2 separate regions of the Homo sapiens genome follow, and region 2 is linked to region 1. A link is an interaction called in ENCODE POLR2A ChIA-PET data of the cell type or tissue named here. Cell type or tissue: IMR-90. All regions are shown on one strand.

What was found. Peaks named below come from ENCODE experiments on the same cell type or tissue, not always from the same donor. Only the 100,000 strongest peaks of a DNase experiment are listed, where the experiment ranks them.
Region 2: POLR2A ChIA-PET joins it to region 1 with 11 read pairs; 1 of 35 experiments calls an interaction of 5 or more read pairs at or near these places.

What each region holds. Positions count from the first base shown.
Region 1 is chr10:70,663,618-70,666,117 of GRCh38, forward strand. No RefSeq gene overlaps it. Among named protein-coding and RNA genes, the nearest start is that of ADAMTS14, 7.6 kb to the right of the region's middle. In IMR-90, no CTCF peak of the experiment used is centred here; a DNase peak (open chromatin) is centred at 1,314; H3K27ac peaks cover 655 bases.
Region 2 is chr10:69,732,813-69,735,312 of GRCh38, forward strand. No RefSeq gene overlaps it. Among named protein-coding and RNA genes, the nearest start is that of LINC02651, 50 kb to the left of the region's middle. RefSeq lists an enhancer at 1-13. In IMR-90, no CTCF peak of the experiment used is centred here; a DNase peak (open chromatin) is centred at 1,379; H3K27ac peaks cover 344 bases.

The DNA.
Region 1 (2,500 bases):
GAGGCTGAGGGCAGGAGAATGGCTTGAACCCAGGAGGTGGAGGTTGCAGCGAGCTGAAACAACACTATTGCACTCCAGCCTGGGCAACAGAGCAAGACTCTCTCAAAAAAAAAAAAAAAAAAAATGAAAAAAAAGAAAAGAAATAAAGAAAAAGAAAAAGAAAAAGAAAATCTGTATAATAAAGTCTTTAAAAAGGAGAGACAAGAAAGAACTCCCCGCCAGTTGTGGTGGCTCACACCTATAATCCCAGCACTTTGGGAGGCGAAGACAGGCAGATCACCTGAGGTCAGGAGTTCAAGACCAGCCTGACCGACATGGTGAAACCCCGTCTCTACTAAAAAAAAAAAAAAAAAAAAAAAATTAGCTGGGCGTGGTGGTGCATGCCTGTAATCCCAGCTACTCAGGTGGCTGAGGCAGGAGAATCACTTGAACCCGGGAGGTGGAGGTTGCTGTCAGCCAAGATTGCGCCACTGCACTCTCACTGGGTGACAAAGGGAGACTCTGTTTCAAAAAAAAGAAAGAACTCCCTCTTCCACTGCCTCTGGTCCCCATTGCATCAGGTGAATATGTGATGCCTGCAGCTAATGCAGTCATTTTACAGCTAAGAGGGAACAAGCCTGAGGATGAGACTAATCCCCAAGCATGACAGAGTGGAAGAGGAAGGGACTGAGATGCTGGAAGATCCTGTGAGGCTGCCAAATTAACCAGGTCCAGCACTGGCCTGCTTCAGGATTCCTTTTTATATGAGATAATAAATTAAGCCATGTGTTTGGTGACATGTAAGCCAAAGTCCCCTTACTGATCTAAAGAAAGGAACAGTATAGAGGTCTGGCCCCTCTTTGCTGCAGAATGTCACCCATGGTATCTAAGAGGATGTTAGGATTGGAAGAAAAGCTGCTAAGTGGTATCCAAGAGGATGTTAGGATTGGAAGAAAAGCCGGTAAGAAGCGTGCCCTGGACGAATCTCTCTGAGTCCTTCCATTATACCATAGGGGCACGGGGAAATGGGGGAGATCACTGCTTCCTGCCTTACTCTCTGGAACCCCAGGCAGCCAATGCCAGGGGCCGCACTGGACTTCGCTTAGGAGGATGCTATAGGAGACCTGTGGTTTCAGAAGAGGGGATGGCAGAAACAAAACTCCCAAAGGACAGCTGGGCTTTTTGGCATCCTTCCTCACAAAGACAAGGAGACCTCCTCTCCCCGCACTCCCCAACACGCAGTAACCACAGCCACACAATGTCTACACACAGGGCACAAACGGCATTGTTTCTAACTGATCTCATGGTTCAGCCAGTCTCGGGGGCATCAGCTGTTCTGTAATGCATGACAAATCACTGTGGTTAACTTAACCCATCCTTGTCTCCTAGCTACAGTCATTAGACACTTGCCAAAAAATGTGCAGAGGGAATGCTGGGGAAACAAAGGAGAAGGGTCATGTGGAGAAGGCCACGAGGCCCAGCCCCTCTCCCGCACATCTGGAGGCTTCTGGAGCTCTGCCAGACTCCTGGAGTTCAGATGCAGCACCAGCCCAGGCTTTGGAGACAGGGGATAGGAGATGAGAGTGGTGGCCTTGAATTAGGAGCAAGTCACAGATCTTCAGTTAGTGAGTTTGCTCTCAGTCTTCATTTGGCCCCAGTTTTCTTTTTCTTTTTCTTTTTTTTTTTCTTGAGACTCAGTCTCACTCTGTCATCTAGTCAAGTGATCATGGCTCACTGCAGGCTCGACCTCCTTGGGCTCAGGTGATTCTCCCACCTCAGCCTCCCCAAGTAGCTGGGACTACAGGTGCACCACCACGCCTGGCTAATTTTGTATTTTTTGTAGAGACAGGGTTTTGCCATGTTGCTCAGGAAAGTCTTGAACTCCTGGGCTCAAGTGATCCACTGGCCTCAGCTTCCCAAAGGGCTGGGGATTAGAGGTGTGAGCCATTGCTCCCAGCCTGGCCCCAGTTTTCAAGGCTTTGTTTAGAACAGTGATTCTTAAATTTGAGCATGCATCAGAGTCCCCTGGAGGACAGGTTAAAACAGATTGCTGGGCCCCTTCCCCAGAGTTTCTGGTTGAGTAGGCCTGGGGTGAGGCCTGAGAATGTGCCTGTCTAAAAACTTTCAAGTGATGCTGATTCTGCTGCACAGGGGGACGCTGATTTGAGAACCACTGGCTTAGAGCTGCTGTGCATGACGGTGGCTCTCAGGTAGCAGCAGGAAGAGACTCAGACTCTTCTTCCTCTTCCTTCCCTTTGGGCTGAGGTAGGAACTAACGATGAATGACCAAAGGGGGAACCAATATCACCAATACTCTAAGATCACTGTGAACCAGGAACCAGGAGACTTGAGGTGTTATCCTGCCCCTGAATGATCTTTCTGTGTGGTGTTGCAAGGTCAACTCTGCTCTCTGGGTCTCAGTTTGCCCCTCTGTACAATAGGCAGGTGGTGTTTTTCTGCATGTGTTGTCGTTTCCACTAACAAACAGTTTTATAAAATAAGGAGGCTGGGCACGGTGGCT
Region 2 (2,500 bases), 930 kb before region 1:
AGGCAGGACTAGGGCAGCCAGCCTTGGCCTGAGGCAGCCGTGCCAGGGTGACTGGGGACAGAGGAACTCGGGGTCTGGCCCTGAGCAATGTGCTGGATTTACAAGTAGAGACAAGGTGGTGGCATTCCAGGGAGGAACAGGCTGAACAAAGGCCCAGAGGTAGAGTTCACAGTGTGACAGGCACAGACAGATGCCACAGCCCCGCTCCTTCCCGATGCCGGCCCTGGGCCTCAAGGTCATCTTCTGGCCTGGGGTGGTGGTCATGGAGGATCCAGGATATCTAGATTCAAGTGCTCTCCCTGCCGTCTGGGCTGCCTCCTTCCCATGGACCCAGGACCTGCCCTCCCAGACTGTCTTCCTTCTTGCTCTTGTTTGTCCCATCCTCCTCATCCCTCCCATCTCACGTTGGGGCTGGGAGCTCATTCCAGGCTTTGCCTCTCCACAATACTTTTTCCCTCGGGGACACCTGAGGGATGAGCAGGACTTAGCTAGGAGAAGAAGAACAGAGCATTTTGGCAGGAGGAACAGCATGGTCAAAGCCCCGAGGTGGGCAAGAGCTTGGTGAGTTGGAGGAACTGAAAGGCAGTGTGGCTGGGGTGTAGTTGGAGACAGAGACAGATCTCCAGGCTCTGCCATGATTCATTTCCAGAGCATTCAGCCTCTCCACCAGGAAAATGTCAAGAAAAAGCAGCTCTGTTTCCAGAGAGGGAAACTGAGGCACAGAATGTGGTTGAGGGAAGGTGTCTCCCCTCATGCCTGGGGCTCATCTCTCCTTCTGGGCACTGTGTTTTCTGGAGAAGAGGACTCTCAACTGAGGCCCAGAGAGAATCTAATGCCTGATGATCTGAGGTAGAACAGTTTCATCCGGAAACCATCACCCCCCAACCCCCCACCCCGTCTATGGAAAAATTGTCTTACATGAAACTGATCCCTGGTGCCAAAAGGTTGGGGACCACTGCTCTAGAGCACACTGGGTAGCAGGGGTGTGACCTTTTCTGGAAGGAAAGATCCAGGATCCCCTGGGTGCCCTGCCCTGGGGACTGTGGTCTGGCTTCCAGGGATATCAGCTGTCCTTTTAAGGGACCAGGTCACCAGTCAGGCCTATTGGCCTTCTCAGGAAGGCTGAGGGCTGTGGAACATTCCCGCTCTGTGAGGTCCTGCAGGGCAGCTCATTGCAGAGGACACGGAGCAGCCCCCAGCTTGCTGGCCAATCCCCCTCTTCCTAGAACCCCCTGAGAAGCAGAGAGGGAGGACAGCCCTTGGGACGCCCAGGAGCAGGAGAGAGAGCTACAGGGAGGGGCCAACAGCAAACTTTGAACCCCACCCTCTGTTGGGAACTGCCCAGTAGGGACTCCAGACATTTGGCTTCCAGGGCTAGATTTAGTTCTGACTCACTGGCTGACTTTAGACAGCTCACATAATCTCTCTGTGCCCGGGTTTCTTCTCAGGAAAATTGCAAGAAAAAGTCATGTTTTTCTCTTCCTTCATCTTCCCAGTCAAAGGGAAGGTGAAATAAATGATGGGCGTTCCTGTTGTCTCTTTGTTATTATGCAAACAATTGGGTGCTACAAAGGGTGCAGGACAGACAGATAAATCCAAAGCTCTCGGATCTGCCTTTGAGACCAAATACAAACACGACTGCATGAGTGCATGCAGCATGCACACTCACACACACACACACAGAGGCAGGCACCAACACATGCACACACACTCACACACAGAAGCATGCACCAACATACACACACATATGTACACACAGAGGCGTGTGTGAACATGCACACACACACAGAGGCATGCACCAATACACGCAAGCACACACAGAGGCATACACCAACGCATGCACACACACGCAGGCATGCATGAACATGTACACACACACAGGCATGCACGAACACACGCACACACACAGTCTGCTTTTCCTTCCACTCCAATTTTGCCAATTCAGTTAGACTTTGAAACTGAGACCCAAGAAGAGGCTCCAGGTTAGGAGTTCCTGGTGCTAAGTCACAGAACTGGGTACATCTGTGCAGAGGCAGTGTATGACTGTTGCATCAGCCATGAAGGTGGCTGAGTTTGTGGTTGTAATGGAGATAAAAGTTGTGGCTTTGCGGTTCCGGTAATCATCTCAATTTCACTTTTTTTAGACACTACTAATATCTTCTTCCAACCCACTCCTCCTAACCAGAGAAGCCCATCCATAAGTTTAGAGCCAAGGTCAAGGAGGCCTGGAGAGGTGAATTCACTTGTCCGTGGTTCCACAGTTGGTTTTAGGGAGGGGACAACGCATCGAGGGCCCTTCCCCTACTTGGCTGCCCCGTGACACACACACACCTCTGTTGAGAAGCCCTGGAGGTGGCTCATTATGACCCAGGCTGTGTCTGAGACCAAGCTAGGAACAGAAAAGAGGCCAAGACCAGGAGCAGGAAGTGGCTGGAAGCAGAGTGGGACTTGAGAGTGAGCAACTGGCCCCTAACTGGGTGACTATGAACTTGACAGTTCC